Linked DNA regions of Homo sapiens: region 2 is linked to region 1. A link is a contact called in ENCODE Hi-C or POLR2A ChIA-PET data. All regions are on one chromosome and are shown on one strand. The core of a region is the stretch at or near the end of the contact, and the rest is flanking DNA. Distances in the headings are between cores, read along the strand shown. Region 1 holds the start of WARS2-AS1 (WARS2 antisense RNA 1). Region 2 holds the start of PHGDH (phosphoglycerate dehydrogenase).

What was found. Hi-C counts contacts between places; a loop is a spot of excess contacts on that map. ChIA-PET counts read pairs that join two places held with the same protein, here RNA polymerase II (POLR2A). Pooled maps may share reads with other maps.
Region 2: a map of OCI-LY7 shows a loop between it and region 1 (4-fold over the local background). The contact joins the promoter of PHGDH here to the promoter of WARS2-AS1 in region 1. A Hi-C loop is called at or near these places in 1 of 168 maps with a recorded cell type or tissue (OCI-LY7) and 11 of 50 pooled maps. POLR2A ChIA-PET finds 5 or more read pairs at or near these places in 3 of 52 experiments (WTC11, activated naive CD4-positive, alpha-beta T cell and naive thymus-derived CD4-positive, alpha-beta T cell).

Annotation. Positions count from the first base shown.
Region 1 is chr1:119,137,705-119,143,686 of GRCh38, forward strand. It overlaps WARS2-AS1 (WARS2 antisense RNA 1), which reads left to right and starts at 2,692. Exons shown (of 7, transcript NR_125975.1): 1 at 2,692-3,089; 2 at 4,043-4,109. WARS2 (tryptophanyl tRNA synthetase 2, mitochondrial) reads right to left here and starts at 2,949. Exons shown (of 6, transcript NM_015836.4): 1 at 2,851-2,949. The coding sequence starts at 2,940. RefSeq lists an enhancer at 2,721-3,030.
Region 2 is chr1:119,707,202-119,713,183 of GRCh38, forward strand. It overlaps PHGDH (phosphoglycerate dehydrogenase), which reads left to right and starts at 4,733. Exons shown (of 12, transcript NM_006623.4): 1 at 4,733-4,959. The coding sequence starts at 4,822. LOC105378937 (a long non-coding RNA gene) reads right to left here and starts at 4,645. Exons shown (of 3, transcript XR_947757.4): 1 at 4,533-4,645. RefSeq lists enhancers at 4,525-5,054, 4,536-4,585, 4,726-5,005, 5,056-5,145 and a silencer at 5,286-5,385.

The DNA.
Region 1 (5,982 bases), core at 1,442-3,941:
CAGATTTCAACAGTTTTCTGTCAGGCAACACCTGGCAAAATAAACCGTTTTCATATAAATTGTAGACATCCCATAATGAGTATGGAGTGATGTGCTGTTATTCCTGTTTCTCCCTGTTTTATTTTCAACTTGAGTTTACATCTGCATCCTCTGAGATAAGCAAAGATGCCCTATGCCAACATTTTTACCCAAGATTTTGTTTTAAAAAAAGAAAACACTAAAAACCATTAAAACAACTTAGGAATCACAACACTTTATTAGTTAGAGTTTCTAACATAGCACTGTTATGGCTCATTCACTTTTGCTTTACACCTAAGGGAGTAAGTGCACAGCCAAGGCTAATAAAAACTAACTTGGCTATTTCTTGGTTTTTGATGGAACCATTCATATGATAAATATACATTTTTTCCCATTATACTATACTCTTGCAAAATAATTTTTTTCTACAAAGGTTATGAGATATCATAAAAATGTCTAATGCATCTGGTTTAAGAATCCAATGCCTCTTTCACATATTTCTGCATCTGTTCACAAAATCCCTTTGACTTCAAAGGAAGCTTTTCAAGAGAAAAAGAAGATACATACAGGAAAAGTGGCCATAAATTTTTAGTAGTCCTTTTCTAAGGCCATTTTAATAACAGCATTGTGGGACAAGTATCTTCCTCAGAATCCTAAAATATCACAAATGATATTAATGACTAAAGATCTGTATAAAGATTTATGATTTCAAAACGTTTTTCTGGTTATTAAAAAGTGTGTGTCTTCAATTTAGACATGTGAAAAATATGTAATGCTATAAAAGGAAACAAATAACTTTTAACCCACTATTTAGGAAGGCCAAAGCAAAATAAAAAAGTTAAAAATGTTTGTTCCCTTCCAGGCTTTTTTTCTATGTATACGTTTATATAAACACTTATATATAAACATAACATCGTAATAACACTATGAACACAATTTTGTATCTTTTCTCAGTCTTTCAAAAAACCACATTAATCTTTCAAACCATCATTTTCAATGACTGAAATTATATGTAGATTTATACTTTAAAAAAATACTCTCACATTTAATACTTATTCTACTCAAAGCTAAATTAAAGGTTTAGAAACATTCATCGGTACTGGAAATTCTACATCTTGAAACAATCTAGATTAATAATTAACTTTAATAGCCCTATTCATAAATGCCACTGAAACAATAGTAGAGGTTTAAGAAATTTTTTCTTTAGCATTTATAATGACTTAGTGTCTTAAACTTCCCTGGGCAGTCATTAGCAGGCTGCAGTTTGTCTTTTTTTTCTCTCTCTCTTTGATTCTCTATTCTCAAGACATCTTCAATTCTTTAGTTTGGAATAAGGGGAAGTTTGGGTCTACGGCTTAGCTACTTTGATAGCATAGGTGTTAATGTGCTATAAATTATAAATAATCATCTCATTCTAGTTCTGCAGAATCAAACCCTCAAATTTCAAGGAGAGGAATTTTTGATAAATTTATCTAATTTTGAATTGTCTTACCTAACATTGCTGCTGAAATTTAAGGTGACATTTGAATAGTTGTTTGCTGACAAGCAGCTTTCCGGTATATATTAATATATTAGCTTATAAGAATTTTGTGAGGCTCACATTAATAAAAAACGGAAGTTCAAAAAATTTATGACATGACTAGAAAAATAAGTTGAACTTAAATTTTGGTTTTCATAATTACTCTCATTGGCTTTGTTTTGGCTTCATAATCATGGAACTATAGATTTTCCAGAGGTTGAAAGAACATTAACGTGTCAATCAGTCCAGCTCTCTTCCTCCACTCAATATGAGCAAAAAAAGAAGAAAAGTCCCAGAGAGATTGTGACTTGTCACACAGCTGTCAAGTGGCAGACCAAACCCTTGACCTCTAGGCTACCTTCCTGTCTAGCGCTGTTTTCAACACAACAGTTACAATAGGTGCGACATCCTCACACCTACTCATTATGGCAATACATATGCAAATGATGCCGGGAAATTACCTAATAAAATCACATTCTCTCCTTTCTCTCTAGTTCCCAGAATATATCTCCCGTAGATAAAGTATGTCAAAGTGCTTGCCACTGAGACTGTACTTGGAAGACGTTTGGTAAAATCCTGAATAACTGAAAGGGTATCCCCTCCCCCTGACTTTTTTGCTATGAGGGTAAAATTCCAAATATTTAAGACAATTCCCAATAAGACCAGGCCGCGACATGGTCTCCGTACGACGAGATTAATGGTAACAGCAGTGTTGTCAAGCGCAGGACAGGACAAACTCTGTAGCAGCTTGCGGTCACTCTTTCACAGCCTGCTAGATAGAGCAGTGCTGTGGAGCCACCAGGAGCAACCAGAATGGAAGATGCACTGACACTTGCTCAAGTACCACACTGCCAACCTGCTGCCCCGACCCAAGCTGCCCAATGCCTAACAAAACTTCTCTACTCTCTCCGATAGCCCCTTAGCGTGTTGTTAGGGTAAGGAGGGTAAAAACAGTAATAAGACCACAAGAAGAGCAGTCTCTAAAACAACCCGTCTCTGAAAACATCACACGCGGGGTAGGCTCACCGCGTTGCCCGGCAACAGCGGCGGCGCTCCGCTCCCAGAACTGGAGGTGGCGGCAAGAGGTCAGAAAGCGGCGCGCTTTTTCCACCAAGAAACCTTTACGTCATCACGTATCCTTGCAACGTCACTACGCTCTGAGCAGGCCGACAGTCATAGACGAGTAGACCTTAGGCGAGGGAAGGCATGTACTTTCCCTAAGAAGCGGGAGGAGAGAAATAAATAGAGGGCAGTGGGATGAGAAGAACCTCGCGGGATGGGAAGCCGCGGAGGGAAGGGCCGTCTTTGGTTACCTGGAGAGCGGGAGCAGCTGCGGATCCCTTATGAAGTGCCCGGATGAAGCTCCAGCGCTCACGCGCTTTCCGCATTGAGTGCAGCGCCATCTTGAGAAGGGCGGAGCCGTCTTGTTTGGAATGACGTCTGTTCAGAGAGCCAATCCCAGTCTCGCGACTCCTGCTTGCTGGGCGCGGCTTGGGCCTCCAGGCTGCGCAGCGCAGCCGCTATCGGGCGGACTGCAGTTCTTGCCGAGCAGGTGGGGACAGGAGCGGGGTGGGGCTTTAGTGTTTTTCCCTGGATCCCTTGTCTGCTCAGCCTTCCTGGAAGGAGAATTTCCTTGGGGGTTATTAGTAGCAACGCTTTAGACTGGAAGAAAGTCAAGTAGGCTGCATTTCTGATCTTAGCTATGTGAAGGCAACCTTTAAAAAGTTTGTTTAGAAACTCCCAGTTCTCTTAGAGGGTAATATAAGTGGTCTTTTTAGACATGTGTGGCCTCATTTCCCTTTTTTTTCTTTGAGACAAGGTCTCACTCTCGCCCAGGCTGGAGTGCAATGGCGCGATCTCGGCTCACTGCAACCTCCACCTCCCAGACTCAAGCTATTCTCCTGCCTCAGCCTCCTGAGTAGCTGGGACCACAAGGGTGCGCCACCACGCCCGGCTAATTTTTGTATTTTGGTGGAGACAGGGTTTCACCATGTTGCCCAGGCTCTCTCAAACTCCTGAGCTCAAGCCAAGCCATCTGCCTCGGCCTCCTAAAGTGCTGGGATTACAGGCATGTGCCACCGCACTGGACTTATGTGGCCTTATTTCATTCGTCCTGTAAACTTTGTTGAACCCTACCGTAATGTGCTGGGCACTGAAGGTACAGAGAAAGACATATCTTGTCTTCAAGTTGTGTACAGTCTAATAGAGTAGCGGATAAATAAATGATGTACACTTAATAGGTGTTAAAGAAGCAAGCACCGCAAGTTTTAAGGAGGAGTGGTTATGACTGTGGTGTTTCAACCTAGTCTAGGGAAGGCTGCAGGAAGGTTATACCTGATGGAAGAAATTGTTTTGTTTGGGGTTATGAGAAAGTTTAATACAGTTTTTCTGCTTCTGTTAATTCACCTAAAAATCTCCCAGACAGATAACGAGTGTTTCAGTAAAAATATAACTGGAAGAAATTCATGACAATTCCTTTATGTGTTTTGTTTATAATTCATCCAGCTACTGAAAATTACCAAGGAGAGGTAGGAGATAAGAGATGCCTATAAAGGAGCTGAAATCTACCAGGGTAAGACAAAACAGTAAATTAAAACCATATAGGATAATCTTGTAGGTATACAAAGTACTGGTGAAGTTCAAGTATAATTGGTGTAATTTAGAAGTGAGCAGGAAAGGGATGAAGGCAAAAAAAAAACTAGGAAATCAAGTTATAGTCTTCAACAAAGCTGATCAGTTTGGTTTTGGCTGTTAAATTTGAGGTGCTTGTAGTACTTCCAAAATGTGATGCCCATTAAATAGATACATGGGTCTGGAGCTCAGAAGAGATTTGAACTACCAAACAGATGGTAATTGAAACCAAGGAAATCCTTGAGACCATCAGATAGAGTTTGTGGAGTGAAAGTAGCCAGATGATGGAAATAAAGGAGCCAAGAGGTGTTGTAGAACCCAAAGAATGTGATATTACTGAGACCCTGGAAACAAACCTTGCCAGGGGAAGGGGGATATATGTTATGCCTTGTAAAATGCAGTTTAATAAATGCCCTACATGTTTTACTCATACATAGAGCAAAGCATTATAGTACAGTGTTTTACATATATTTTATTAATGAGATTACATGACCCTAGCAATTAGCAAGATTAGCTTTCTGACATCTTTAGTCATCTAGATAGCAAGATAAAACCTAGCAATAAGACTATGGTGCACCAAAAGCTGTCAAAGGGTGTACCTACTTTATTTCTTCAAGAAGTAGTTCTTAGTCGTATCTGCAGACTCCTATGACCAATAATATTTCCGTGGGAGGTATTTCCAAGACATAGTCCCACTAAAAAAGGTGGGACTTTAAGACCACAAGTTTTATAACTTTAGTATCCTGATTTTTAAAATTGAAAATATTTGCTAATTTTTAGACTTTGTTAGAAGTAATAAACTGTGTTTTGCACCGTGGCGGTGACCTGGTAACTCTCAGGTGTCACTCAGCCAGCCTTGCTTCTTGGACAAGGACTATAGTTTATATTTCTAACATCTCCCCCAGCACCTAGAATAGTCTCTTATGCAGAGTAGGCACCTCTTTTAAAAGTAAATTGGATTTTAACAAATTACACAGCTTATTGTCAGCAATTGTTATGCTTTTAACAGCCAGAAGGAACAGTTAACAGAAAAGACACAGGATGTATTAAAAATGAACCAGTTCTGTCTACTTTTGTACTTTTTCACAGTAAGCATTTTGGTGTTGGGGAAAGTATGACTACAAAGCTCACCATCTTCTAAGAGGAGGAATATATTCAGCTCAGTATATTTAACGTATTTTAATAAGTTTTTAATAATGGTAACCATGACTCCTCGGGGAAAGATATATTATTCAATGTATCTTTGAAGAAAAAACCTACAATACACTTTTGAAATGTTTTCATACAAAATGGTTAACATTTAAAAGTGTGTATATATCATGGGCTGGGCATAATGGCTCACACCTGTAATCCCAGCACTTTGGGAGGCTGGGGCGGGCAGATCTCTTGAGGTCAGGAGTTCGAGACTAGCCTGGCCAACATGGTGAAACCCCATGTCTACGAAAAATACAAAAATTACCCAGGCATGGTGGTGTGCGCCTGTAGTCCCAGCTACTCAGGAGGCTGAGACACGAGAGTTGCTTAAACCAGGGAGACAGAGGTTGCAGGGAGCCGAGATCAAGCCACTGCATTCCACACTGGGCAACAGAGCAAGACTGTCTCAAAAAAAAGAAAGAAAGAAAAGAAAAGTGTGTATTATGCAGTTGGTTATATGGAAAATTCTCCTATGGAATAATTCATTCTCCAACAGTGGTGTTTAAATGAAGCACCACTGTATTTAATGACGGTATTTTACCACTGCTATCATTTGAGTAAGCTAAAGAACTTTGGTAAAGTAAGATATAAATGTTGTATGGAAAGCAGACTTTAAACAT
Region 2 (5,982 bases), core at 3,483-5,982, 570 kb after region 1:
GCAAAAAAAAAAAAAAAAAAAAAAAAGTTAATTCTTCCGTGATTTTTGTGCCGTTTATGTTTTTAGCTTTTACATTTCACATGTAAATTATTTGAAATTTGTCTTGGCATAAAATTCAGATTTGACTTTATTTTCTAGATGACTGTCCACTTGTTCAAACAATATTTATTGAATGATTCTCTATGGAGTGTATTTATGGTAATAGCCAAATGTAAGGAATTGTCGACGGGGAGAAAAGTGAAGTTTAATCAAGATTGTCAGTGAAGATATGCTTGGCTAAGCCATTTCTTTTTGTCCTCTTCTCCCTCCTTTCCTTTCTTCTGCTTTCTTCCCCTCTCATTCTCTTCTGTTCTTTGTTTTTCTCTTTTTGTCGTATTCATATGTAACTTGATTCATTCTCTTTGGGGATAGAAACATTTTTAAATTTTCTTACGAATTAAAAAATTCTTTAAATTTGTAAAAAAAAAAAAAGTTCCCTCTGAGTAGGGACTACATGTGACTTGTTCAGCATTGTTATTCCAGTGCCTGGCACATAGTCAGTACTATAGAAATATTTGGGCAGGTTTCTTGAATGTGCCACACTTGTTCTGTTTTTCCTTCTGCCTCGAATTCTCTTTTTCTTTAATTCTTTGCATAGCCAGTTTCTTCTTATTTCAGTCTCAACCCAAGCTCCACCTTTTCAGGAAGGCCTTTCCTCATCATAAAGTCTATGATTCCTCTCCCCTAACCTGTCTTTCACATCATCTGGTTTTACATTATTTATTATATATGCCCTGAGATTATCCAGTTCAATTTTTTGTTTATTTATTTATTTTCTATCCTCAAACGCAATGTAAGCTCCATGAGAGCAGAGACGGTCTTAATCAAAGCTTCATTTCCAACCCCCTCAGCAGTGCCTGACACATTACAGTTTCAATAAATATACACTGATTGAGTGGATGAATGAAGGAAAGTCAAGCACTAGAGATTACACTCACTTGTATGCTTTGCCTTATTTAATCCCTACAAAAGCCTTATGAAGTAAGCACTATCATACTATTCATTCCATATTACATAGGAGAAAACTAAGTCTTAGGGGGGCAATGTAATTTGCCCAAAATCACATTGTTCATAACTTGAGAAGCTGAAATTCAAATCAAGATATGCCTGTTTTACGGATGACAGTTCATTTTCTGCATCTTAAAATATCATTTTATTTCTTTTTTTATTATACTTTAAGTTCTAGGGTACATGTGCACGACATGCAGGTTTGTTACATATTTTATTTCTTATGATTCGAGTTTGGATATCACAGCTGGTCTCCAAGCAGAAAAAGAGAGTTCCTACTCTCCTCCCCTTAACCCCATTAACTTTATCCTCAGAGTTACAGGCGGAACAGCTGGACATCTTGCAACCTTAGGTAGGGGTAGGTCTTGCCTTGACAGATTCACTACACACAAGGAAGCAGGAGTGTGTACATTATTTTAGGCTTCCAGCTTCGAAAGAGAGAGCCAAAAGGGGCTGGCCTGGGCACGCACTAGGACCTTTTCCCCAAACTTCACTAATCAGAGTGGTTTTCTCTTCTGAAGGGGTTGGGGCCAGAGGAAGGGAGAGAAGGAGGGGTCTGAGGAGAAGGGCAGAACTGTTTTCCTACTACTTCCAAGCTGGCCAAAGTTCCTGTTTTATGGATGGATGCAATAACACAGGGAGAGGGAGAAATTTCCCCAACTCCAACCCTCAGTTATCAAAGAAAAACCCTTAGTTTGCAATTGATGTTGGAGATTCTGGGGTGTAGTGGTGAGGGATATATCTGTATTGGCAGTATCAGGTCTCAGCCCGACCAGCAACACATTTGATGATATCGCTTCTAAAAATCACTCGGTACCTCTGTACTAACTTTGGAGTCAAGTTTAAACTCCTCCTCAGGGCAAGACACTTCATGAGCAGCCCCTGGCCCCTCTGCAGTCTCACCTCCTGGTATCCCACTGGCATCCCCCACAGCCATGGTAGAGAAGCCATGAACATGTTGCAACTCCTCACAACTCTAAGCCTTTGGAAATGTCATTTCTTCTCCCCCGGCTAATTCATATTCAGCTCTCAAGATTAGGCAGTTAACCATGAGCAGCTTCAAGGCAGGTTATGTTTTACCTATCTCTGTATCCTTGAGCCTCTCAAAGTAGCTGCCTTGAATGAGTTTCAAAAGGTTAGCTGAAAGGCAACCTTGCTTGGAAATCCTCCTGGCACCTCAGGAGATGGTTCTCCTCCTTGCTCCCAAAGCCCTCCAGCACACCTTTATTTATAATTCTTAAACTATACCTTTTTAATTTTTTTTATTATTTTTTAGAGACAGGTCTCACTCTGTTGCCCAGGTTGGAGTGCAGTGGCACAATCATGGTTCACTGCAGCCTCGAACTCCTGGGCTCAAGCAATCCTCCTGCCTCAGCCTCCCAAGTAGATAGGACTACAGCAATGTGCCACCATGCCGGGGTACTCTTCTTAAAATGTTGTTCTTTTTTCTTTTTGAGGAAAGAAGGCTGTGTCTTATGTGTCACAGGGCCTAGCCCATAGGAGGTACTGGATAAATTAATTTTTGAATCAAACCTCTTCTGAGCCTCTGTGATGTGGAAGGCATGGTGCTAGGCACTACTGGGGGTATACAAAATCGTGTCTCTGATTTAAGGAAATGAGAGTTCATGGGGAACAAGACATGAAAAGTTCATAAATATATTGCTTAAGGCACTGTGAGATAACTTGAAGTTAATTCTATAGAAATTTAAAAGGAGGGAACATTTCTGACTTATGTAACAATTATCACACACCCTCCTTTTCACTTGGAAATGGACTCTTAATCTGTTAATTATTTTCTTAACGGTTTAGAAGTGTCTTTTATTGTGTGGCTTGGATCTGTTTAAAAAGTAGGTGGGTCATAAATAATAAATAAAGAAAACAGGTGATCAGGCTTAGGAGGCCCTCTGGGTTGTGCGTTCAGACAGTATCCAAGAAGTTTGACTTGGTGTGAAAGGGTGGGATTACATGTTAATGATAGCAGGGTTTAGATTCTACACTGAAAGGAAGCAGTTAGTGAGCCCTGGGAGGAGTTGAAGGAAAGCAGTTACAAAAATGGATGCTTCCCAAGACCCTCCATTAAGCCTCCTGGGATAGGTCCCCTGTCTGTCCCTAGACTCCAGGGTACTGCTGGGCACTTCAAGAGAGACAGAGAATTTGAATACTCATGAGTCTTGGAATGTAGGAATAACAATTCATCCGAACAAGCAAACATGATAGACAATTTTTTTTTTTACCCACTGAGGACATTGTGTCTAAAAATCTGATTTGTGCCCAGGAATTATCTGTATAGAATTTTCATTACTTTATAGAATTGATATTGCATAGTTCTGTAGGATAAGGATCTAGCACTTGAGTTATGAATAGCTCAGGATGACATAACACACAATGGTTAGTTGGACTGGATATGTCCATAAAGCTGAATTCTAATTCAACTATGAGCATCTCTGATTCTGCTTCTGATTCTAGGTGACTTTAATCCCAAATTGAATTTTCTGACATTTCTGTAAAATGGGGCATGAGAGAGCACGTCGGTTATGGGGTTTAAATATAAAAGAGTTAAGAGCTGAGAAGTGCCTCCTTGGTCAATTAAACCACACTGACATCCCGTTTTCCTTTTCTTCTTTTTCATAATTAGAGAGGAAGTGGAGGGAAAGGAAATAAATAACTTTAACAAAGTATGCCTAGTTTAAATGCACCAGGTCCCCGCTCTTTTATAAACTCATAATTCTCATTGCATCACTAATTTGAAATTAATCACAGCTCCTTGGTGTCTCAGAAAGCTTCCTATTGCTTTTCACTACGTAACTTTCCAAGTCTGTGTGTTTGGTACTCTAGGATGTTAGGCCACCAGAGGAAAGAGGATGTATCTTTTTTTTTTTTATACTTTAAGTTTTAGGGTACATGTGCACAATGCGCAGGTTAGTTACATATGTATACATGTGCCATGCTGGTGTGCTGCACCCATTAACTCGTCATTTAGCATTAGGTATATCTCCTAATGCTATCCCTCCCCCCCTCCCCCCACCCCACAACAGTCCCCAGAGTGTGATGTTCCCCTTCCTGTGTCCATGTGTTCTCATTGTTCAATTCCCACCTATGAGTGAGAATATGCGGTGTTTGGTTTTTTGTTCTTGCGATAGTTTACTGAGAATGATGATTTCCAATTTCATCCATGTCCCTACAAAGGACATGAACTCATCATTTTTTATGGCTGCATAGTATTCCATGGTGTATATGTGCCATATTTTCTTAATCCAGTCTATCATTGTTGGACATTTTCTTTTTGATAGTCGAATTCCCTTCAACGTCTAGCACAGTGCCTTGCACATTTACCCACTCAAAAAAAATTTCGTAAGGAATTAATAAATGAATCCTTAGGAGGAAAAGTGAAAATGAAGTTTTTCTCTCAGGATGAGGTGTATTTCTCCGTTCATTTCAGATATGCATCAGCTAGTCAGCGTAAATTGTGCTTTTTATATGCTCACCAGGTGTAGGTAAGAGCTTTGGCTGAGATGGAGAAATTCATCGCGGGAGGATAATAAAGCGGGCAGGGATTTGGCAACCTCAGAGCCGCGAGGAGGAGGCGGAGTCGCGGAGAGTTTGAGTATTTCCGTCCAATCAAAAGGAGACTGTAAGAGGAGGAGGAGGAGGAGATGACTGGGGAGCGGGAGCTGGAGAATACTGCCCAGTTACTCTAGCGCGCCAGGCCGAACCGCAGCTTCTTGGCTTAGGTACTTCTACTCACAGCGGCCGATTCCGAGGCCAACTCCAGCAATGGCTTTTGCAAATCTGCGGAAAGTGCTCATCAGTGACAGCCTGGACCCTTGCTGCCGGAAGATCTTGCAAGATGGAGGGCTGCAGGTGGTGGAAAAGCAGAACCTTAGCAAAGAGGAGCTGATAGCGGAGCTGCAGGTAAGGCGAGAGAGAGAAAATTGAGGTCTCTAGGGCAACCTCCATGGAAAAAGGCTGGCTGCGCCCAGGCCAGCGCGCCCCCCTCGCATGCACCCCGTATCAATTAGTTCCGGGGCCTCCTGAGATTGGGGGGTAGAGAAGAACGGGGGCGGGAGGAGGCAGAAAGAGGGAAGAACAAACGGCGGCGAGATGCAAACTTTTCTTTTAGTTTGCAACCGCGTCTTTCACGTTGGCATGCCTCCGCTAGCATTGCAAAGTGCGGGCTGCTCCAACTGGTCCTGCAGGCTGCTCGCGGATGCCAGCGCGGGATGCCAGCGCGGCGCCCCAGCGCCTTAGCGCGCAATTGTTCTGGCAGCCTCGCGCCGCCTCTCCCCCAACCCCCAACCGCCTCCGCGCGGGGCGATCGGGAGAGGGGCCCCAAAGTGGCTTCTTTGCGGGGAACCCAGGGACTGGCGATTCTTCCCAACCAAGTTCTGGGCCGCCCCGCCGATTCTAGCCTGCCTTGGCGGTGGCGGGGTTGGGGGGGTCGGGGGGCGGGGGGAAGCTGGCGGAGACCCAACCAGTCTGGTGGCTGCTGGGGCAGCTGGAGGGGAAGGCAGCCCTCGTAAGGCAGCAAACACGTACCCGCCCCTCGTCTGATGCAAGACTGCTCCGTGCTTTCGCCGCCCCTCTGCCTCCTGGGAGCCTTCGGAGGAAAGGGAGGCGGGCGGGGAGCGCTGGGGTCCAGATTTAGCCTCCTCCCCACCTTTGGTTTATCGCTGGTTGGGAGTGACCAGACTCGACTAGAATCCGATCCCAAACGCTCCCAGATGATTTATAGTCTTAGCAAATTTTTATCTCCTTTTGTTGTGATATATAATTAATCTACTTCAAATCTTTATCCACCGTGTTTGAAAAGGCCTGCTGGGCCTGGTGGCCTTGTCCGGAATATTTATTTTGTGAACTCTTCACTCCAGTGCCTGCACTTTCGACCTCTGTAGTCGACCCAGCTGCCCAGTCTCTACCTCACCTGATCCAGTATAT